Regions from separate parts of the Homo sapiens genome. Here regions 1 and 2 are each linked to region 3. A link is a loop called in an ENCODE intact Hi-C map of the cell type or tissue named here. Cell type or tissue: Caco-2. All regions are shown on one strand. Region 1 overlaps LOC105376184 (a long non-coding RNA gene). Region 2 holds the start of BAAT (bile acid-CoA:amino acid N-acyltransferase). Region 3 overlaps PLPPR1 (phospholipid phosphatase related 1).

Region 1 (8,000 bases), 130 kb after region 3:
TAAGTATATTCCAAGGTTGTGTTGTGAGGCCACAGGAGAGGCAAAGGGGAATGCTATAAATGAGTTCAGAGGAAAGGCAGTCTCTTTTCCTCTGATACTGCAGGGAAGAATCAAAATAAGGAAACTGCAAACAGGTTGGGAATGTGTAGAGTGTTTCTGCTCCGAGATAGAACTCACAGTGTGTTTGTATGAAATGGAGGATGGAGTTGGATGCTGAGCTGTGATGAGAAGCAGTCCTTCTACATATCTGTTTTCTCCCCTGCCCCTTTGCCCTGTGACTTTGGGGGTGAAATAGACAAGAAAACACCAGAGAAGAATTAACAAAGGACAACAATTCCTTTATACTCAGATGATGTAATTTCGTTTTCTTGAGCTAGACATGACCAGAACAGACACTGGCCTTGTTAGCTAATCATTGCCAGGAAGAAAGGCAAGGGAAGATACAGGAGATTTTGAACCTGAAGCTATTTTTTAAATAGACATCCACCTTCTTTAAACTGGGTTATAAAACTCAAAGCCCACACAAGAAAAACACTTACACATTTGCTTGCTAAAATCAAGAATAACACTGCTTAAAATTAGGTAAGTATCAATGTTTTTATCGTAGGCATGTAGGAAATCTAGCCAAGACTAGAGCTACTTGGTTAGTAATATACAGACTATAAGTATCTGGTGTTTTAGGCATTCATTTGAAATAAAGTAAAGACAATTTTTGAAATGGAGTAAAACAATGCTTGTATCAGCTTCCACATGTGTGTCGTCGTCTGCTGAGTAGAGGCTGAATGGTCTGGCTCCTTAACTTTCATCAGACCAATGCTAGGGGAGAGTCTGAGCTTCACAATCAAGAAAGGCTTTGTGTTAATCTGTTTGGGTTGTGTATTAGTCTGTTCTCACGCTGCTAATAAAGACACACCCAAGACTGGGTAATTTATAAAGAAAAGAAGTTTAATTGACTTAGAGTTCAGCATGGCTGAGGAGGCCTCAGGAAACTTACAATCATGGCAGAAGGAAGAGCAAACACGTCCTGCTTCAAATGATGGCAGCAAGGAGAAGTGCCAAGCAAAAGGGGGAAAAGCCCCTTATAAAACCATCAGATCTCATGGGAATGCACTCACTATCATGAGAACAGCAGCATGGGGGTAGCTGCCCCCATGATTCAATTACCTCCTACCAGGTCTTTCCCATGACACATGGGGATTATGGGAACTACAATTCAAGATGAGATTTGAGTGGGGACACAGCTAAAAGGAATTGCTACAAAGGAATATCTGAGACTGGGTAATTTATAAAGAAAAGAGGTTTATTTCAGCTGACAGTTCTGCAGGCTGTACAGGCATGGCACCAACATCAGCTCAGCTTCTGGTGAGGGCCTCAGGAAGCTTTTTAGTCATAATAGAAGGCAAAGGGGGAGCCAGTATACCACATGGCAAGAGGGAGCAAGAGAGAGCAGGGGGAGGTCCCACACTCTTAAATAACCAGATCTTGAGTGAACTAGCTGAATGAGAACTCACTAATCACCAAGGAAGTGGTGCTAAGCTATTCATGAGGGATCTACCCCCATGATTTAACACTTCCCACCTAGCCCCACCTTCAGCATCGCAGATCACATTTCAACATGAAATCTGGAGGGGTCACACATCCAAATCATATCAGGCCTAAAATTCATTTTGGATGTTATCACCAAATGAGTTTTACACACAGTTATTGCTTCATGCATGGATTCAAAGCATTACTTTACTAAACGTATAAATCCAATTTATACCACAAGTTTTGGTAACTCTGGTTTTGCCATTTCTTCACTTTTATTATATTTACTGGAAACTTAAAAGTATGGAAGTAGCCTGTGTGTCCCTTGGCCTTTGAAAGGCCCTGTCTTTCACTTATCTTGATTGTTTATATACATATGTATCTTATATATGAATCACACACACACTTACATATATATATATATATATATGCACACAAATATCTTTATTCCACAGCAAAGGAAAATAAACTTGGCCTTAAGTTCCCTAATGATTTAGCAAACAATCACTGCAAAGAAATATTAGGGGAGGATTGCTTGAAGAAGATGCAGTCCATCTAGTTTGAATGATCTCAGAGGTATCAAGAATGAGAACCTTATATGCTTGTGCCTACACCTTTCCTACTGGAATCATTTTGGAGGAATAGCACTTGTGTGCTTTTGGTATGAAATATTAGGGGAGGATTGCTTGAAGAAGATGCAGTCCATCTAGTTTGAATGATCTCAGAGGTATCAAGAATGAGAACCTTATATGCTTGTGCCTACACCTTTCCTACTGGAATCATTTTGGAGGAATAGCACTTGCGTGCTTTTGGTATGACACCATCTGATTTGTCTGAAGGTCATGATCAGAAAAAAGTCTGTTCAACTTACCCTTGGGCTGTTGTCCAGTAATCTCTTCATAGGCTATGCTCTTTATGAAGTGCTCAGAGATCCCCGTCTGATTAGAAAATTAAGAATAGTTGTGCTATTCTTAACACTGTTTTATTGATTGCAGCTTTATGATGCATTTAGACATCTGAAAGAATATACTCCTCATAATCTCCTTCCAATATTTCTTGCTCTTATTACCTCTTAATTTTTTAAACACAGTTTAGAATGATTTCATGAAGTTCCCAATTAGATATTTTGATTGAAATTATACTAAACTTATAAACAAATTAGGAAATAATTGATATGTTAGTGAAACTTGCCATCAAGAAAAATAATATGCTTCTGTATTCACATCTTAATTTTTATAATTCACTAAATGTTTGTAGTTCTTTTGACAACTGGCCCTGTGCACTTCTTAAGTTTGTTTTAAGAAGATTTCTGTTATGTTAAATTGGACATTTTCTTATTATATTTTTAATCTATTAATGCTGTTGGAAAATCTATTTTTTTATTATAGGAAAGCTTGAGCCTAGAAGTTTGAGACCAGCCTGGGCAACATGATGAAACCCTGTCTCTACTAAAAATGCAAAAATTAGCCAGGCGTGGTGGCACATGCCTGTAGCCCCAGCTACTTGGAGGCTGAGGCAGGAGAATCGCTTGAGCCCGGGAGGTGTGGCTGCAGTGAGCCGAGCTCACGCCATTGCACTCCAGTCTAGGCAACGGAGTGAGACTCTGTCTCAAAACAAACAAACAAACAAACAGGGAAGAACAAAAAAAGAAAGAAAAAAGATACAAAGGAAGGAAGGAGAGAGCGAGGGAGAGAAAGAAAGGGCAAGCAAACAAGAAAGAAGAAAGAAAGAAAGAAAGAAAAAGAAAGAGAGAGAAAGAAAAAGAAAGAAAGGAAGAAAGAGAGAGAAAGAAGAAAGAAAGTTGAAAGAAAGGAAGAAAGACGGGAAGGAAGGAAAGAAAGAAAGAAAAAGAAAGAAAGAAAGAAGGAAGGAAGGAAGAAAGAAAGAGGAAAGCAAGAAAGAAAGAAAAGAAAAGAAAAGAAAGAAAAGAAAAGAAAAGAAAAGAAAAGAAAAGAAAGAAAAGAAAAGAAAAGAGAAGAAAAGAAAAGAAAAGAAAAGAAGGCAGGTGGGCGGGCGGGCAGGCAGGCGACTGACAATTTTAAAACATTAATAACAGCTGAACCGCTGTGGCGGCAGCTGCTCTGGCCGGTGCGAGGCAGCGGCGCCCGGCGCCTGCAGGAGGTGCTGGCGGCCCAGGTTGGAGGCGGGGACACAGTCAGAGCCGGGTGGGGCATGGAGGGCCGAGGTGGGCTATCTGTTTAGGCCGGGACGGGGGTGCAGGGCTAGGGCGGGGACCCTGTCCCGACCGGGTCACTCTCGTGGGAAGAGGGCGGGCGCTGTGTCCGGCAGTCAGAACAAGCGGCTGCGAAGGAGAAACGAAGCGCACAGAACCGTGAGCTCCACAGGGAACGGACTGATCCTTTGCTAGTCCCCGATGCCCGCACTAAACCTGTCACAAGGCGGCGCACGGGTACCTGGTGGCCGAAGAGGCAGCGGTGTCCAGTGAGTTGGATTCTGGAGGCGGTGGGAGCCAACACTTGCTGCGCATCAGTGAGCAGAGCCACAGTCAAATCCATGTGACCTTCCAAGAGCAAGCACAATTGTCCTGTGCAAATCCCAGACGGATGTTCCAGAAAAGAGAAATAGCAACATAAAAACCATGTCTCCAGGCAGCTTACTAAAAAGTATAGTTCATAAGTAACCATAATTCTGGGCAACAGCACAGTCTGCTGAACTAACCTTACAAGTACAATAAAATGTGTCACCTTAGCGTATTAAAGCAACATATTATCAGGCAAAGAACAGGTGCTCAGACATATATAAATATCTCCAACAACAAACGGAAAATGCATCTTTATAAAAATCATTTCCAACATCATCAAACAGCATAAAATATTTATAAACAAACCTAGCAAATAGGTAAGATCTCTATGGAGAAAATTAGAAAATCATTTTAATTTTAAAACTTAAATATAATTAAAAATGTAGTACCATAGTCACTCTGATCTCATTTCAAGTGCTTACTAGCCATGTGTTGCTAGTGGCAAGAGTGTTGCACAGTGCAGTATTAGACCTCTAAGGTTATAGAAAACTAAGGAAGTTTTTTAGTTTGTTGCGGAGAAGTATGATATGGTTATCAATAAAACTTCCAAGCCTAAAAATATATTACATTTACATAAAGTTCTGTGAGGGATATGGAACCGAATAATGTAAATGTTCTGAACTTTAACATGTAATTTTCTTTAATGGGTATTTAATCATTATCTTGTTTAAGATTCCATGATTTGTACTTAAAAGGGTCACCAATGTTAAAACATACTGGATATGACATCCTTTGGAATTATTTACATTTATAATAGAACATAGATACTCATTTACAATGCGAAAGTGTATATGGTCTCTCAAAATTATTTTTGAGAAGAATGCAGGTTTTTTTGTTTTTGTTTTGTTTTGGTTTTTTTTTTTTTTAGAGATGGGGGCTTGCTATGTTGCTCAGGTTGGAGTACAGTGGCTGTTCACAAACACAGTCATTGTGCACTACAGCCCCAAACTCCTGTGAGTGACCCTCTTGCATCAGGCTCTGGAGTAGCTAGGACTACAGGCTCAGGCCACCACTCCCAGCTTGAAGACTGCCGTCTTAAGGGTACTTAATAATTTTTTTTCAGTGGCTATATATATTTTAAATGTTTTATCTGTCAAAAAGAAAAAAAAAGAACAGATGTTGAGTATTATCAAAGTCTTTGGGGCCATTACAAATAATTTTTTTGTTTTTCACTGCTAATATGAAGATTTTGATATCATTAATTACTTTATATCATTTGTATCCTTGGAATATTACTTGATTATAAACCAAGGTCCCATGGAATTCAGTCCTGCCATGAACACATGCAAAGTCATGTAATCAAAGTAATGAAAAAATAATTTAAAAGCATATTTGTGTTTCTCAAGGGACGTTAACAAAGATCAGATTCATAAACAGAGTAACACTTCTTTATACCCACTTTTCTTTGATTTTTCACTCCATAAATACTCCAGAGTCTCTCACTATCTCACGCCCTCCCTTTCGTCTCTTCCAAAGGTCACCCAGATAAGTCTTTAGAACAGATTATTTTCGGTACTCCTTCCCTGTGCCACATCACATCTCTTTTCCACAGGAAATTGAAGCCAACACTAGTATTTCTGCTCACAAGCTGCACCAGGGCTCCTGAAAACAGCTGGAGGACATGGAAACTCTATGCCTCCATTTGTCTGTAATTCTTTACAGAGAGAACTTAAGACCCTCTAAGAAATGTAGTTGTTGTCTCACTCTGGCTGCTTTTCTCAAAAAATCCTCTTGGAAAATTCCTTAAGAATAAAACCATCTATCTTTTTGCTGGACTGAAATTTCCTTGGCCAAGCTGTATTATCATCTCTATATATCATATACATGAGATGATATATATATGTACATAGATATACACACACACACACACACAGATATGTTTTGGCTGTGTCCCCCCCCAAATCTCCTCTTGAATTCCCACAAGTGGGAAGGACCTGATGGGAGATAATTGAATCATGGGGGCAGGTCTTTCCCATGCTGCTCTCATAGTGCAAATAAGTCTCATGATATCTGATGGTTATCTAAGGGGCAGTTTTCCTGCACAAGCTCTCTGTTTGCCTTCTGCCATCCATGTAAGATGTGACTTGCTCCTCCTTGCCTTCTGCCATGATTGTGAGGCGTCTCCAGCCACGTGGAACTGTAAGTCCATTAAACCGCTTTCTTGTATAAATTACCCAGTCTCGGGTATGTCTTTATCAGCAGTGTGAAAATGAACTAATACAGTAAATTGATACCAGTAGAGTGGGGCGCTGCTGAAAACATACCTGAAAATGTGGAAATGACTTTGGAACTGGGTAACAGGCAGAGATTGGAACACTTTGGAGGGCGCAGAAAAGACAAGAAAATGTGGGAAAGTGTGGAACTCCCTAGAGACTTGTCGAATGGCTTTGACAAAAATGCTGGTAATGATATGGACAATGAAATCCAGGCTAAGGTGGTCTCAGATGGACATGAAGAACTTTTTGAGAACTGGAGCAAAGGTGACTCTTGTTATGTTTTAGCAAAGTGACTAGCAGCATTTTTCCCCTGCCCTAGAGATTCATGGAACTTTGAACTTGAGAGAGATGATTTAGGGTATCTGGCAGAAGAAATTTATAAGCAGCAAAGCATGCAAGAGGTGACTAGGGTAATGTTAAAGGCATTCGGTTTTAAAAGGGAAACAGGGCATAGAGGTTCAGAAAATTTGCAGCCTGATAATGTGATAGAAAAGAAAATCCCATTTTCTGAGGAGAAATTCAAGCCAGCTGCAGAAATTTGCATAAGTAACAAGGAGCCAAATGTTAATCACCAAGACAAAGGGGAAATGTCTCAAGGGCATGTCAGAGGTCTTCACGGCAGCCCCTCCCATCACAGGTCGGGAGGCCTAGGAAGAAAAGTTGGTTTCATTGGCTGGGTCCAGGTCCCCCCTGCCCTGTGCAGCCTAGGGACTTGGTACCCTGCATTCTAGCCACTCCATCCATGGCTAAAAGGGGACAATGTACAGCTTGGGCTGTTGCCTCAGACTTTGGAAGCCACAAGCCTTGGCAGTTTCCATGTGGTGTTGAGCCTGCAGGTGCATAGAAGTGAAGAATTGGGGTTTGGGAACCTCTGCCTAGATTTCAAAAGATGTATAGAAATGCCTGGATGCCCAGGCAGAAGTTTGTGGCAGGGGTGGGGCCCTCATGGAGAACCTCTGCTAGGGCAGTGCAGAAGGGAAATGTGGGGTCAGAGTCCCCATACAGAGTCCCTACTGGACAGCTCAAGTGGAGCTGTGAGAAAGGGCCACCATCCTCCAGACCCCATAATGGTAGATCCACTGACAGCTTGCACAGTGCGCCTGGAAAAACTGCAGACATTCAACATCAGCCAATGAAGGCAGCCAGGAGGGAGGCTGTACCCTGCAAAGCTACAGGGGCAGAGTTGCCCAAGACCATGGGAACTCATCTCTTACATTAGTTTGACCCAGATGTGAGACATGAAGTCAAAGGAGATCATTTTGGAGCTTTAAGATTTGACTGACCTGCTGGATTTCGGACTTGCATGGGGCCTGTAGCCCCAATGTTTTGGCCAGTTTGGAATGGCTGTATGTACCCAATGCCTGTATCCCCATTGTATCTAGGAAGTAACTAACTTGCTTTTGATTTTACAGGCTCATAGGCAGAAGAGATTTGCCTTGTTTCAGATGAGACTTTGAACTATGGACTTTTGAGTTAATGCTGAAGTGAGTTAAGACTTTGGAGGACTGTTGGGAAGGCATGATTGGTTTTGAAATGTGAGGACATGAGACTTGGGAGGGGTCAGGGTGGAATGATATGGTTTGGCTGCATCCCCACCCAAATCTCATCTTGAATTTCCATGTGTTGTGGGAGGGACCTGTTAGGAGGTAATTGAATCATGGGGGCAAGTCTTTCGCATGCTGTTCTTGTGACAGTGAATAAGTCTCACAAGATCT
Region 2 (8,000 bases), 64 kb after region 3:
GTGAATATGAGAAAAAGTCTTAAACAGGTACTTAACAGACAATAGGACACAATCATAAGCTTATGGGAAAAGGCTTAATCTCATTATCAAAGAAATGCAAATTAAAATCATGGTGTGTATTTCATACCTAAAAGGTTGGCAACAATTAAAAATTCCAAAAATAAGAGTTGGTTAGGAAGTGAATCACTCAGACTCAAGCCCTACTAAGGGAATATAAATTGGTACCACCACTTTGGAAAGCAATTGGACATTGTCTAATAAATGTGACAATATGAATAACTTTTGACCCAGCAATTCTTCTTCTAGAGAATAAAAATAAATGAATTACAACTACATGCAATAACCTGGATGAATCTTATAAACATAATGTCGTTAGAAACTAGTCATAAATACACATAAATAAATCTTTCAAATTTGTATTTGCTGAACTAAAACTATAGGCCACATTTTTGGAGTAAATCTTTAAACAAAAGCAAGGAAAGGATTACTGAGAGTCTGGATTGTGGTGAAAAATTACATTAAAAGAATGGAAGTAAGTAAATGAAAAAAATACATACCTAGCAAGAGAACCTGCCCCCAAAATTTCAGCGTAGGTTCTATTTTCCCTAAGTGTCGGCTGGTCTGAGAAATAAAGAGAAAGAGTACAAAGAGAGGAATTTACAGCTGGGCCTCCGGGGGTGATGTCACATATCAGCAGGACCGTGAGGCCCCGAGCCACAAAACCAGCAAGTTTTTATTAAGGATTTCAAAAGGGGAGGGGGTGTATGAACAGGGAGTAGGTCACAAAGATCACATGCTTCAAAGGGCAAAAGGGAGAACAAGATCACATGCTTCTGAGGCCAATAAAGATCACAAGGCAAAGGGCAATGCAAAGATCACAAGGCAAAGGGCAAACTTAGAATTACTGATGAGGGTCTATGTTCCACTGTGCATGTATTGTCTTGATAAACATCTTAAACAACAGAAAACAGGGTTCAAGAGCAGAAAACCGGTCTGACCTCAGATTTACCACAGCAGGATTTTTTCCCCATCCTAATAAGCCTGAGGGTACCGCAGGAGACCAGGGTGTATTTCAGTCCTTATCTCAACTGCGTAAGACAGACACTCCCAGAGTGGCCGTTTATAGACCTCCCCCTGGGAATGCAATTCTTTTCCTAGGGTCTTAATATTTAATATTCCTTGCTACAAGAAGAATTTAGCGATATCTCTCCTACTTACACGTCTGTTTATAAGCTCTCTGCAAGAAGAAAAATATGGCTCTATTCTGCCTGACCCCACAGGCAGTCAGACCTTGTGGTTGTCTTCCCTTGTTCCCTAAAATCACGGTTATTCTTTCTTTTTCAAAGTGCACTGATTTCATATTGTTCAAACACACGTTTTGCAATCAATTTGTACAGTCAGATACAATTACAGTGGTCCTGACGTGACGTACATCCTCAGCTTACCAAGATATGAGGATTAAGAGATTAAAATAAGACAGGCGTAAGAAATTATAAGAGTATTATTTGGGAAGTGATAAATGTCCATGAAATCTTCACAGTTTATGTTCAGAGACTGCAGTAAAGACAGGTGTAAGAAATTATAAAAGTATTAGTTTTGGGAACTGATACATGTCCATATTAAAATGAAATCTTCACAATTCATGTTCCTCTGCCGCGGCTCCAGCCAGTCCCTCCATTTGGGGTCCCTGACTTCCCGCAACACATACTATGCAACAATAAGCATAAGAAACCTAAAGTAGTAATGACTAAGATTATAAAATATATATATATCATATATCTATATGACAAGATCATAAAAACCATAAATCCGAATAATGGATTTCAAGATTTATGTGGCAAAAATTGACAGAATTAAAAGGAGAAATAGGAAAAATAACAATTCCATAACCATGAGTGAAGGTGTTTAAATCCCTTTTAACAATTGGTAGAAAACTTGAAAAAAATCAGTAAAGGCATAGATTTGAACACTATAATGACCTTACCCTAATCGCCTCAACAACTTCAAATGTACACGGCATGTTCAACAAGATAGGCCATAAGTTAGGCCATAAAATCTCGATACATGTAAAAATACTGAAATCATATATCTCAATGAAATTAGAAATTAATAACATTAAGCCATCTAGAAAACTCCCAAATATTTGAAAATCAAACATATTTATGTCATGAGTCAAAAAGAAATCACACTGGAAATTAGGAAATATTTCAAACTGAATGATAAAGGAAGAATAATATAATTTTTAAAATTATAAAATGAAGCCAAAGCTAAAAAATTGATAAGCCACAACCTAGATTGATTAAATAAAAACAAGATAGGACACAAATAACAAATAGCTCAAAATGAAAGTGGGCCTATTATTATAGATCCAACTGACATTAATTAGGGAATATTATGAACAATTTTATGCTAATTAATTTGGTAACTTACATGAAATCAATTACTTGAAAAAATTTATTGAAGAATAAATGAGACCAAGAAACAATAATTAACGACCAACTCAATAAACCAGGATTGGATCCTGGATTGGAAGTGAAATTGCTATAAAGGTCATTACTAGGACATTGGTGAAATTTGAATATGGACAGTATATGATTATTGTTACATCAGTGTTACATAGTTTGAATTTGGTATTTCATGATGGAAAGCAAAACTTTGATGATTGCTCCAGTCTGTTACTGTACAGCTGAGATTAACTTTGGAATTCTATAGGATCAGAGGTTACAGACTATTTTTAAATTTGGAAACTTTTCAAGTAAAAGCTTTAGGATTTTTGCACTGTGTAACAACCTAGTGAAAATTTCAAAGTCCTTGTCACTTTGTGTTTTAGGATTCACAGAATACATGCTAATGGGATTATGAATCAAAGAAGTAGGACCAAATTGTTCATTCTTAGGTTTAGGGTCAAGAAATTTACAGTACAGTATCTTCTACTTCTGAGTAGAAAGATCTATGGCAGACCAATTCTCTAAGAACTAGAAAAGCAGGATTAAAAAGAACAGAAAAGCAAAACACTGGGAAGAATTTAAATATCCAGTTGAATATTGGTTAAATAATTGCATGACATCTAATTATACAATAATATGCTATTAATCAAATTTGTTATTCTTGTCTTTAAAAACATGGGGAAATGCTTATAATGTGAAGGGGAGCATGATGCCATAGTAATTGTAAAATACAGGAAAATAATTGTTTTCATTTGGAAATATACCAAAATGTTAAGTAATTATGAGCGGCAAGATAGTTTTGTTTTTTCATTCTTGTTTTTGCTTTTTTCCTTCCCAATTTTCTAAAAAGAACGTGCTACTTTTGTAATCAGAAAAATGACACGTTAAGAAAGGAGGGAGGAGTTTATTTTATGCAGTTTAAAACATATATTACATATGTAAAACCATTCTATTGAGTCTGAATCTCTATTTTATTAGCAGGCTTTATTTAAGCATACCTACTAAGCTTACAGAAGTTCCATCTAAGTAAAATTAGTTAACTGATACCCTTTTTATGTAGCAATCATTAAATTTTTAAAAATGTAAACCCTTTAAAATTACATCATATGTCTGATTATCTCATTAAACAAGTTAGCAAGCCTAATTTAATCTTTCAGGAAAACTAAAGGCCATTATTCTGATATATTCACTGTATTGAACTATAAACCAGTGATGCCCTCTAGTGGTACTGATGGACGTACAGTTTACCTTCCCTGTTAGGATGTGTTTACCCTCGTCGGCTAAATTTACCAAGACTGTTGTTTCAGGTGGCAGTACTTGTCTCCCACCTCAATACCAGCATCTAGATCCATGTTCTCAAAACATAATCAGCTTTTGAAGCATGCAGAAGCTCAGGACCTACTCCAGACTTACCAAATCAGAATTTGCATTTTTAAAAGATCCCCACATGAAAAAATGAATAAAAGATCCCCAAATGATTAACATGCGCATTAAATTTTGAGAATATTGCTCTAGGCTACAAAGGAGAAATTTCTTCTGTCCTAACGATCACATGAAGCTGCTTGGTTTTTGCAGTTACCACTCCAGTTGTAACTGTTTTTCCACATAGACCTTCTCATCCCTTATTTCCATCTTGCCCTTTGTTTTTCCGTGTCTCTGGATCAGAAGGAAAAATTGTATAGAAAATGAGATAATGAAATCCTGTACATAAAATTCCAATGATTCCATGCTGAATCTTTTACACAGCAGAAGCAGGACATACAGCAGGCCTTCTGTATGTAAACCCTTTAAAATTACATCATATGTTTGATTATCTCATTCAACAACAGCAAGCCTAATTTAATCTTTCAGGAAAACTAAAGGCCATTATTCTGATATAGTCACTGTATTGAGCTATAAACCAGTGATGCCCTCTAGAGGTACTGATGGATGTGCAGTTTACCTTCCCTGTTGGGATGCGTTTACCCTCCTTGTTGGTTAAATTTACCAAGACTGTGTGTTCCCCATCTGTGGATTCAACCAATTGTGGATCAAAAATGTTCGAGGGGAAAAAAAGATGACTGCATCTGTACTGAATATGTATACTTTTTTTCCTTCTCATTATTCCCTAATCAGCATAACAACTATTTACATAGCTATTTACATTGTATTCACTATTTACATAGCTACTTACATTGTATTCACAATTGTGAAAGCTATTTACATTGTATTCACAATTGTGAATACTATTTACATTCACAACTATAACATATAACATATTATTCACAATAGTTATGTTCACAACTATTTACATACTATTCACAATTGTAAATATTATTTTATAGCTATTTACATAGCTACATATTTACATAACTTTAAAATTTACATATTTACATAACTAAATACATTGTATTCACAATTGTAAATACTATTTACATTCTATTCAGTATAAGTAATCTAAAGATGATTTAAAGTATATGGGAGGATGTGCATACATAATATGCAAATACTACATCATTTTATAAAAGGGGCTTGGGCATCTGTGGACTTTGGTATCCAAGTAGGTGTCCTGGAACCAATCCCCAAGGAATCAACTCTAATGTCTAAGCTCCAGAGCTCCAGGCACTCTGACACCTGAAGTTCTTGAATGAAGTGCCTGTGGATGATATTTGTAGGGCATGTCTATACTGTTAACTAATTTTCTTCATGAAGATTCCAGAATTTATATTCCCAACTGAATTTTGCCCTCTTCAAAGGAGTAACCCTGGGAAAGAGAATAAATGCAACTTATTTTGTTAAAAACCCTTCTATCACTTTTCTTTAGGAATTGTCAGCAGTCAGAACAATATAAGACATTCCTTCTGTCTCATTACTCTCCAGCCATATCTAAAGCTTGAAAAAAAAATCCCAAATTTAACACCTTTGTCATTCAGAACCATCTGATAACCTGCTATTTAAGTAATTTCCACAAATTGAGTGCATTAAAGCACAAAGACTTGCCACTCTAGTGAATACTCAGCACCACTTTTTAAAAGTTATAGAGAAAAAGGTTTAAAATAAGCATCATCTCCTCTGAAGAGAATATGCAATTAGACATAGAATCTGGCACATCTCTTATGAGGAAGAGTCACAGCACTCAATATTTGGCATATATTCTAATTTTTTCAAAATTATACTTACTGGAAAGAAATGGCAAGGCAGAGCGCAAGCAAATTTCACTTAAAAAATTTACAACACACAATACACTTTAACAAATCTACTTTAATTCTAAAAGAAATTAATCTAGAACTGTCAGTAATACACAACATACTTTTATGTTTCTTTTATAGGTATCTATCTAATAAAAGTTTATTTGTGTATGTGCAATGCATAACTCTATCTTAGATATGAATCCTAACAGGATGAAAATACTTTCTTGCAACTACTTTATGCTTATGAAAGGTGTGAACTTGCAATGTCCTCCTGTCTTAAACCCAAGTTGACAGTGCCCTCTCAAAACTTTTCATAAATAATGACCTAATTTCATTTAAAAAATGGTTTCAGCAAATATGAAAATAGAAAGTCCGTTATTTGTCCATTTGTAATATGAGAAAAAAAAAGATGATACATTCCTCTACAGAAAAAGTGGGTTTAGAGAACAGTTCTGGTAGTATTTCACATGGTAAAGTATCAAAAGATCTAATGAGCAGCCCCCTTGCTCAGGGAAAGACAGTGATTTCAATGTGTTTCTCTTCCGAATTGCTTAGTAACTCCAAGTGATTTTCAAATTGGGGGGCAGATTACTGGCACTGAGTTCATCAAATTTAGATCTATCTTGAATAGGGACATTATAGAAATCAAGAACATCTCTAACCCTGCACATCTGGTGGAGTCTGGAGTTAGGGACTACATGACCCAAGTCATCAGCTAAATGAGCCAGAAGATTGAACTTTAGACGACTATCTTCCAGGGAGATGTCTTGCCAATTACTAGGAAGAGATGAACCAAAAACTTCTTTAACGTAAGATTCCAAACGACTCTGGAGATCTTCAGGTGGTGTGTATGCTCGGCTTCGTAAAGGTGGACACACTAGGATAGGTTCCTTTTTCTCTTCTACTGTCTCAACAACCACTGGCTCTTTCTCTTTTCTGGAATGATCAAAAACAAACAGACAAATCCATTAATGAAGTTGACAAACACCAGACCAAATCTTGCCTACCAATCAAAATCAACAATGGCATGCTGATTACCACTGGGGACTACTGAGAGTAGGAAAGAATATGGTAGGCCCCTGCCCTTAGAACGTTCATGGTTGAACTGAGTTGGGAGAGACAGAAAGAAACTAAGTACATATTTTACATACTGTAAGAATTCCTAAGAATGGGTGAAGAAGTAAGGTAAATCATTGTCTGGGATTCCCCATCCTCCAAGATCCCACCCCAATCTACCTTTCTGGTCTTACCTTTCACTGATTACCTACATATACTCCATGTGATACTCTATATCCTGTGTCCCAAGCACACTCCCACTTTCCTGACACAATGTGTTGGCTCAAGTCATATCTTAAAATGCCTGTCTTTTATCTTCACCTATGGAAATCTTGCTTATTCTGTAAGTCTTAGGATAAAATTGTTCTCTTCCAAGATGCTTTACCTAATTTCCAGAATCAAATATAATTGTGATTTCATGTGATCTCTTCAGCAGTTTATACTGCTCTCAGAGTGTATCACATCCTACCTGACTTTTAATTTTACTTACATTCTACTTCACAGAAAGTGAAGAGATGGAAAAAGATATTCCATGCAAACAGAAACCAAAAAGAACAGGAGTAGCTATACTTATATCAGATAAAATAAATTTCAAGTCAAAAACTATAAGAGATAAAGAAGGTCATTACATAATCATAATGAGGTCAATTCAGCAAAAGCATATAACAATTATAAATATATATGCAACCAATATTGGAGAACCTAAACACATAACACAAATATTAATAGATCTAAAGGAAGAGATAGACTACAATACATTAATGGTTGTGGATTTCAACACCCACTCTCAATAACAGACAGATCATCCAGACAAAATCAACAAAGAAAGACTGGAATTACATTCTACACCAAATGGACTTGACACTTAGAGAACATTTCACCCAACTGCTGCAGAATACATATTCTTCTCATGAGTACATGGTACATTCTCCAGGGTAGACTGTATCATAGAACACAAAACAAGTTTTAACAAATTCATAAAACTCAAAATCATATCAAGGACTTTTCTAACGACAATGAAATATAACTAGAAATCAATAACAAGAACTCTAGAAACTATACAACTACATAAAAAATAACATGCTCCCAAATGACCAATGAGTCAATGATGAAATTAGGAAGGAAATTTTAAAACGTCTTGAAGCAATAAAAATGAAAACACAACACATCAAAACCTATGCGATACAGCAGAAGCAGTAGTAAGAGGGAAGCTTATAGTAATAAACATCTACATGAAAAAAGAAAAACTTCACATAAACAATCTAAAGATGTACCTTAAATTAGAAAAAGACAAACCAAATCCAAAATTAGTAGAAGGAAAGAAATA
Region 3 (8,000 bases):
GTCCTTGTAAATGCTATCCCCCGAATATCCTGATATAAGAACACCCCTTTTGCACACCTCATCCTTCCACCCAGCACTGCTCAAGCATGACATCTGTCTAATGTCTTCCCTAGACTTCTTTCTCTCTTAATTCTCAGGGCCACTGATGGTTGATCAGGCCTAGAGATGTCCAGACTCTATTTTGAGGGATTCTACTTAAATTGAAAAATGAAGTGCTAAACAGGGTTTCAAAAAATGCTATTCACAAGATAAAGGATTCTTAAAATAGATATTAATTCATTGTTTACAGGTAGTAGTTGAACTTCTCTCAAACCTGTCAACAGATCTTTGTGATTATGGATGCCGCCTCATATGGATACAATTTGAGGCCTTGCCCGAATACCAGGCTTGGGCCAAAGGACCCTCCAGACCCCTCTCATGTGACTGTCACTCATAAGTAAAGCCAAGTGTTCCCTCATGTCTGCCTCCTCCAAAGACTTGGGACTTTTTGAGGACCCTATAAACCATGTCTTATTTACCATGTATCCTGGCATCCACTAGGTGTGAAATACATATTGATGGATGAATACAAACTTGTCCCAAAACCTAAAGTAGACACTTTAGCCAAAACCAAGAACCTCAAATTTGACCATAATCACTATTTGAACATCCACGGAAAGTAGAGATTTATAAGAAACTATGAGAAGGACTTCTGCAGGCTAGCCAGAATGAAGCCACAGAAAGCTAAAGAGAAGTATTGCCTCTCACATTATGCTATCCATACCAGTCGTGAAAAATGCAAGTCACCAAGCATCTGTTTTTAGTAATAAATGTTTCCACATGGATAGTTAGAAAGATAAACCCTTTATTTGTTGGTCAAGAAAAGAGAACTAGCATTTATTGAGAGTCACCTCATTTAATATTCATGATACTGTATTGGTTTTATTATATCCTATTTTATAGATGAAGAAAGTAAGGCACCAGGTTTAAGTAATATGCCCAAGGTCACCCAGTCAAAATTAAATGAAGACCCATCCAATACTGAGGCCCTGCTGGTTCTCCTACACCACACAGTCTGAGATTTCATTCAATGAAAATTCTTTTTTGAAATCCACAACTCCCAGCATTGAATATGAAAACATGCTACAGGGGGCTGGTATACTGAACCTGAGCTACAGTTTTTCCAAAGTAAATACCCCCCTGTGAGCAAGAACTTCCCTTGCAACTCCAACAGCCATGGTTTCTGTTAGAAACGGCATCTTTGTAATTTTTGGAACAGAACCATCTTCCCAGCATGTGGACCTTTTCAGATCAGAGATTAGAACCTCTCTTCAGAGCACACATTCGTACACATGAAATCCATCCCACTATTCAAAATATCTTAAGGAGAAGACTGGATGGGGAGGGCATCAGTCACGCTCGTTTCCCTTTCTCCCAAGACATTCTTTCCCCTTTGCCACATGCAGCCCTCAGAGCCACAGTGCTCTGGGCCTCTCTAAAACATTACCTCAAATTTGAATATCTACCTTCTGTGATTCCCCTTAGTATAGTTGATTGAGATGGGGTGCATTTTCTAAAATCTTTCCCAAATACCATAGAGAAACCAAAAAGTAAACAATTATAAAACAAAAATAGTCAAGTTTTTCAAAGCATTATTTTATGATTGTATAAAGTTGTTGGGATCCCAAAGGAACCAATTCTTAATTATCCATGTTCTACACCCCGCCCCACTCACAATGTACATGAGCAATCAGCTGAGTGTTGTTCAGTTGAGTTCTTGTCCACACAGTTTCTAATAACAAAAATTAAATTAGAAATGAAACAACTGTGTTAACTCACTCTGGATGTGGTATAGAGTCTCCAGATGTCTTCCCCATGGGGGAAAAATATATATAATTATATAAAATATATATTAAATATAGATACATATATACACTAATATATATTTATATACATATATAAGTATATATATATGTTACATACATACATATCATTTAATTTTGATTGGTGACCTTGGGCATATTACTTAAACCTGGTGCCTTACTTTCTTCATCTATGTATGTATATATACTTATATATGTATACATATATAGTTAAAAGATACTTATACATATTTAATATATATTTTATATCACCTGAGGTCAGGAGTTCAAGACCAGCCTGGCCAACATGGTGAAACCCCGTCTCTACTAAAAATACAAAAATTAGCCAGGCGTGGTGGCAGGCGCCTGTAATCCCAGCTACTCAGGAGGCTGAGGCAACACAATCGCTTGAACCCAAGAGGCATGGGTTGCAGTGAGCCGAGATTGTACCTTTGCACTCCAGCCTGGGGGACAACAGCAAGACTTCATCTCAAAAAAAAAAAAAAAAAAAAAAAAAAAAAAGACAGAAATCAGGAAAGCAATAATAATAATTAGATCAAAGCCACAGTTTGTTAAAGATTTAATAATTTCATAGACCCAAAGCATTGAGTTTTAAGTTCAAATAAAAGACAAGACTTTAGGTTTGCAAGAAGTGGGAGGTTATATATATATATATTTTGTTGTTGTTGTTTTAATTGAATGCTTCCATTTGATGAACCTGGAGCAGTTACTATCTGCTGCTAAAGTTTCTATTATATTACCAATGCAAGAAAAAAAGTGTCCTTGAGCTTTCTGTCTGATTGTGGCAGCCAAGATTGAATAGAGGAGTAATGGCAGGGAAAACATGGAGAGAGAATTTTTGCAACTCAGAAATAACCTTGTAAACAGTGAAGAGCCCATTTTACTCAAAAGAAGAACCTAAATATCCACCCTCACCTAGTTGATTACATGTATAAAAGCTTAATAGTTAAAACTAATTAAAAGCCAGCCAGTGACAAAAATATTTGACATAATTACAAGGAAAATGGATGAATCCTCAGTCACAGGAGATTGTAATACTTTTCTCTTATTAATAAGCAAACAAAAATAGTAAGGATACACATGATCAATAAGGTTGATCTGATGTGCATTATATATAACCCTCCTCAAAACACATGAAACATTATGAAAATGCATCGTATACAAGACCATGATACAAGTCTCAAGAAAAACATTTTAATGGATCTGTATTATGTAAGCCACATTTTCTCTAGCCAAAAAAGTTAAACTAAAAACAAACCCCCCAAAAATTCTATACATTTTGAAATAATAAACTCACTTCTATGTAATTTGTGACTCTAATGATAAAACATGTAGAAAGGTTTTAAACACTAGAGCTGTTTCATATTTAAAACATTACATTAAAAATGTGCGGGATGCTAAATTACTTTGAGGCTCTTAAATGTTTATATTAGAAAATACTTAAGCATAAGACAGAATTATATAGAGAATAAGTTTAGGTGAAGATGCTAGGCACAGTAGCTTGTGCCTGTAATCCCAGCACTTCGGAAGGCCAAGGTGGGAGGGTCAGTTGAGCCCAGGAGTTCGAGACCAGCCTGGGCAACATAGTGAGACACTGTCTCTACAAAAAATTTAAAAGTTAACCAGGCATGGTGGCATGTGCCCAGTGTCCTACCTACTCGGGAAGCTGAGATAGGAGGATCACTTGAGCCCAGCAGATCAAGGCTGTACTCCAGCCTGGGTGACAGAGTAAACCCTGTCTCAAAAAAAAAAAAAAAAAAAAGTTTGGGTGAAGAAGTTATCCTATTTTGGATGAAAAATCAGGGAAGTTTTAATAAAAAGAGGTAAGGAGGCCAGGCATGGTGGCTCATGCCTATAATCCCAGCACTTTGGGAGGCTGGGGCGGGTGGATCACCTGAGGTCGGGAGTTCGATACCAGCCTGACCAACATGGAGAAACTCTGTCTCTACTAAAACTACAAAATTAGCCGGGCATGGTGGTGCATGCCTGTAATCCCAGCTACTTGGGAGGCTGAGGCAGGAGAATTGCTTGAACCCAGGAGGGAGAGGTTGCAGTAAGCTGAGATTGCACCATTGCACTCCAGCCTGGGCAACAATTGTGAAACTCCGTCTCAAAAAATAAAATAAAAAAACCAAAGAGGTAAGGGAAATTCAGGGGCCTTGGAAAAGCATATTAGGGGGACGGAACAGCCTGTGTACCCTTGAGGAGACAAAACAAGGGAATATTTAGGGACAAGTGAGTGTGCACGTGTCAGGCAACCCTATCTCAGATTTTATCTGCTTGTGTTTGCTCCACAGAATCACTCTGCGTCCATGACCGAAGTTACCTGAGACGACTGATGTGTCACAAGCTGTTTTTTAAAATCATCTTCCAATTCTATACTTCAAAACACACAGTTGCTCAATGTCAAACTGTGATGACAAATATTACGTTTATCTAGTTAGAAGCTAATGTTTTGTACATTTTTTGTATGAGGAAGTGATGTAGCTTGCCCTGATTTTTTTTTTTTTTTTTTGGTCAGCTTTAATATATTTATGCCAGAATTTTAAAACCAACAAAATTTTCTTGTTCAAGCGTGCATTGAAGAACCACATTTATTCAATGGTTGACGTTGTTTTGTGATATTTGTACACAAATTTTCTTTTCTCAGTTTTATAAACACAGAATATAACAATTCACTTTAAACTTTTATTACCACAGTTGCTGCCTCCTCCAGAATTTTTGAATTTTAATAAAAGGCAAACTTTTGAGCTGCAGGAAGGACAATGTTGGTTAATAATAAATCTCAAAGTCAATTGTAGAAAAAAAATTGTCTTCAAAAAGAATGTTGCACTCTGATCTCTTAACAAATTGTTACGTTCAAAGTTTAAAGTGATATATTAACAAAGTCACCTAGTTATACAAACAATTGTCAGAGAATTCTGGATTTGGAGGGTATTGGGGTTATATGATTCTTTCTTAGATAATGGCCTCTACTAAATAACTCAAGATCTTTCTGGAATGTCTTCTGGCAGGCAGGTGCCACTGTCAGCTTTTCTCCAAAAAGCAGCCAACATCAGCCTCCCCTGTCAACTCAACAGTTTTGTATCTCATATTATATGGACTTTATATGAAAATGAATATTTTACAGTTTGCACAGTATTATTTTACAGAAAAGGAATCAGAGAATCTACAACATAGGGCCCCAGAACAACAGTTTCACTTTGTGGCTTTTAATTATTCTAGAATTTTAACTGCATCTCATTTTTCTAGCATGGTGAGAACTAATATGTAACTCCTTTGATTGAAGGAGCTCTTTTGTCCGTACCTATCAGAATGTTTTCTTGACACTTCCATGTTGGCTCTTCTCAGCTTTTTTTGTACATATTTTTTTTTTCTAAAGAGAAGAAAAAGTTATCACAAAATGTATTCTGGCTCATGTCTTTTGTCTTAAGCTTTATCCACAGGACAAAGGTATTTGAAGAGTCATGATGAAGTGAACTCAAGTGTTTACACTGTTCAGTTCCACGTCTGCTGAAATAAATTCTAATAGGGGCATGACTGAGGGATAGCTTCACAGGTGTGTGTGAGAATATGTGAGTGTTTAGGCAAATAAAATTCTTTAAATTATTAAGATACTCAGAAACATTCTGGATCCCTAGCACGCTCCCTCTACCTTCAGCCTACCCATAGATACTTCTGAGTTGTCAATAAAAAGTTAGATAGTAGTTTTTAAGAACAAAAGTTACCTCTGCTAAAATTTTTCATAATCCCCCATCTCATTCTGGCCTAAGCTTACCTATGCACATACAATGTCATACACATCTTCTGGGTGATATCTGACTACAGTTAGGAGAGGGAACCAAAGAAATTTCACAAACATAATCTGTCTGTTTTCAAAACACTGAGCCCAGTGAAGCTGTGACAAAGCCAAAGGAGTACGATATATGTCAGCAGTAATATCAAAACCCAGGTCTGCCCAACTCCAAATTTCATTCTTTCCACTACATCAAGATATGCCTTTGAACCGAGTCCACATCTTTTCATGGGTTTTCAGTGTAATAAACCTACTTATCTGGTTTAAGGGATGCTGCTGGAAGAAAAGGAAACAGTGAGAAGGAATAATTTGTAAGCTCTGGGCTCTCCAATCCTGTATAAGCTACCTACCTGTAATGTCACGCAATTTCAGAATGATTTTTCTTTTTCTAAACATATTTTAGGATTTTTTAAAAAGAAACAATGAGGGATTCATTTTATTTTATTGTTCATCATAAGACATGCTGAAAAATGCTGGCAGTCTAAATTGCTTTTACATTACCCATTTCTTGTCACAATGTATCTGGCTACCAGATAGCATTTCTAAGAACATAAGTTGGTAGAGTGAGTCATGTTATCCTTCTATTCTTCTTTCTAGTTCTGATTTTAAAGGGACCTATCTGTAGTATTCCAGGAGCTTTGGCCACAGACTCCATTTTCCTGGCCTTGGACTTGGGAGATGGTGTATGACTGAGCCATGCTGAGACAGCACTCTGGTCCACTTGGAGCTAAGGGGCATCTCTGGACTCCTACCCCTGGAATCCCTGAGTCTGATTCCCTACCACTATGGCATGGCAACTTTAGTGTTGCCTCCTATTTAGCCCCAAGACACTTCACAGGCCTCACACTGATCTGTCAAGTCTGTCATTCGAAATTCTTCAGGCTAGAGACTCCTCCATGTGGGTTGCCTGCCAAGGAAAAAGCCGTCTGTCCAAATAGGACAAGTGGCGACTGTAGCCTCAGAGAATGAATTCTGCAGTAAACTTTTCTCTTTTTAAGGAAAGCCCACAGGTGCATGAGAAAGTCTGACTCTTCTTGGAAGAGGAAAGTGGGGGAGGAGAGAGAAACAAAGGAAGGCTAGCCAGGTGTGTTGACATAAGCAACCTCATGAAGCTGTTAGCCCCTGTGTTTATCTATGATGTCTTTTTTTTTTATTCTGTGCCAAGAACATCACCTGACACAGAAAAATCACTTAGTTAAAATTTCTGTAATACACAAATAGATGCCAGACTTATTCCTACTTTGGCTAAAGGGAGACTATGACTCATTTGGAAATAAAGAGGATTTTAGCGGAGCCTGAAGATAGCTGAAAGATGAATACATTTAGATGCAGGACTAACAATGGTGAGGAAACTGCACTTACCAGCTAAACATGTGGGTGCCCCTTTTGGTAAGTTCTAAATATCTCCCTATCAGGCTGTGATAGACAGATGGGCTATATGTAGCTGAAAATATAGCCCTTCAGGAGAGAATATGTATTCTGTACTGAATCAGAGAATGCAAGCAGGCAAAATTCTACCCTCAAGATGCAAGAGAGTAGGAATCACTGGGATGATATAAAGAGTGAAAGAACCACAAGTGGCATTTTTGTTTCAAAAATCTGATTAGACTCCCTATTACAGGCAACTGCCAGAACCTCTCAAATGTGTTCAGTGTCTTAGAGGTAAATACATCAAATACCAGATTGCCGAAGTCTGTTTTAAGGAGTAGATTACATTATGGTCATTATACTATTCCTGCTCTTATCGGAGGAACCCACCCCCAAAATTTCAACATAGGTTCTTTCTATTTTCCATAAGTGTCAGCAGGCTGAGAAATAAAGATAGACAGTATAAAAAGAGGAATTTTACAGCTGGGCTGCTGGGGGTGACATCACATATCAGTAGGACTGTGATGCCTGCCTGAGCCTCAAAACCAGCAAGTTTTTATGAAGGGTTTCAAAAGGGGAGGGGGTGTGAGAACAGGGAGTAGGTATAAAGATCACATGCTTCAAAGGGCAAAAAGCAGAACTACTACTAAGGATCTAACAAAGATCACATGCTTCTGAGGGAACAGGACAAAGGGCAAAAGCAGAACTATACTGATAAGAGTCCAACAAAGATCACAGGGCAAAGGGCAAAAACAGAACCACTGATAAGGGTCTATGTTCAGCGGTGCACATATTGTCTTGATAAACACCTTAAATAACAGAAAACAGGGTTCGAGAGCAGAGAACCGGTCTGACCACAAATTTACCAGGGCAGAGTTTTTCCCCATCCTAGTAAGCCTGAGGGTACTGCAGGAGACCAGGGCTTATCTCAGTCCTTATCTCAATCACACAAGACAGACACTCCCAGAGTGGCC

Evidence for each region. Hi-C counts contacts between places; a loop is a spot of excess contacts. Peaks named below come from ENCODE experiments on the same cell type or tissue, not always from the same donor. Only the 100,000 strongest peaks of a DNase experiment are listed, where the experiment ranks them.
Region 1: it touches region 3 in a loop (2.8-fold over the local background); 5 of 110 quality-filtered maps call a loop at or near these places.
Region 2: a loop joins it to region 3, with 7 times the contacts of the local background. A loop is called at or near these places in 11 of 110 quality-filtered maps.

The regions. Positions count from the first base shown.
Region 1 is chr9:101,445,587-101,453,586 of GRCh38, forward strand. All of the region lies in intron 2 of LOC105376184 (a long non-coding RNA gene), which reads left to right. Among named protein-coding and RNA genes, the nearest start is that of ALDOB, 14 kb to the left of the region's middle. RefSeq lists silencers at 3,530-3,719, 3,930-4,019. In Caco-2, CTCF peaks have their summits at 3,720 and 3,922; a DNase peak (open chromatin) is centred at 3,905; H3K4me3 peaks cover 556 bases.
Region 2 is chr9:101,384,298-101,392,297 of GRCh38, forward strand. BAAT (bile acid-CoA:amino acid N-acyltransferase) reads right to left here and starts at 709. Exons shown (of 4, transcript NM_001701.4): 1 at 558-709. It overlaps MRPL50 (mitochondrial ribosomal protein L50), which reads right to left. Exons shown (of 2, transcript NM_019051.3): 2 at 3,336-6,553. The coding sequence ends at 6,169. In Caco-2, a CTCF peak has its summit at 3,688 (motif pointing left); no DNase peak of the experiment used is centred here.
Region 3 is chr9:101,319,866-101,327,865 of GRCh38, forward strand. It overlaps PLPPR1 (phospholipid phosphatase related 1), which reads left to right. Exons shown (of 8, transcript NM_207299.2): 8 at 4,160-5,270. The coding sequence ends at 4,192. Among named protein-coding and RNA genes, the nearest start is that of BAAT, 61 kb to the right of the region's middle. In Caco-2, no CTCF peak of the experiment used is centred here; DNase peaks (open chromatin) are centred at 4,156 and 7,896.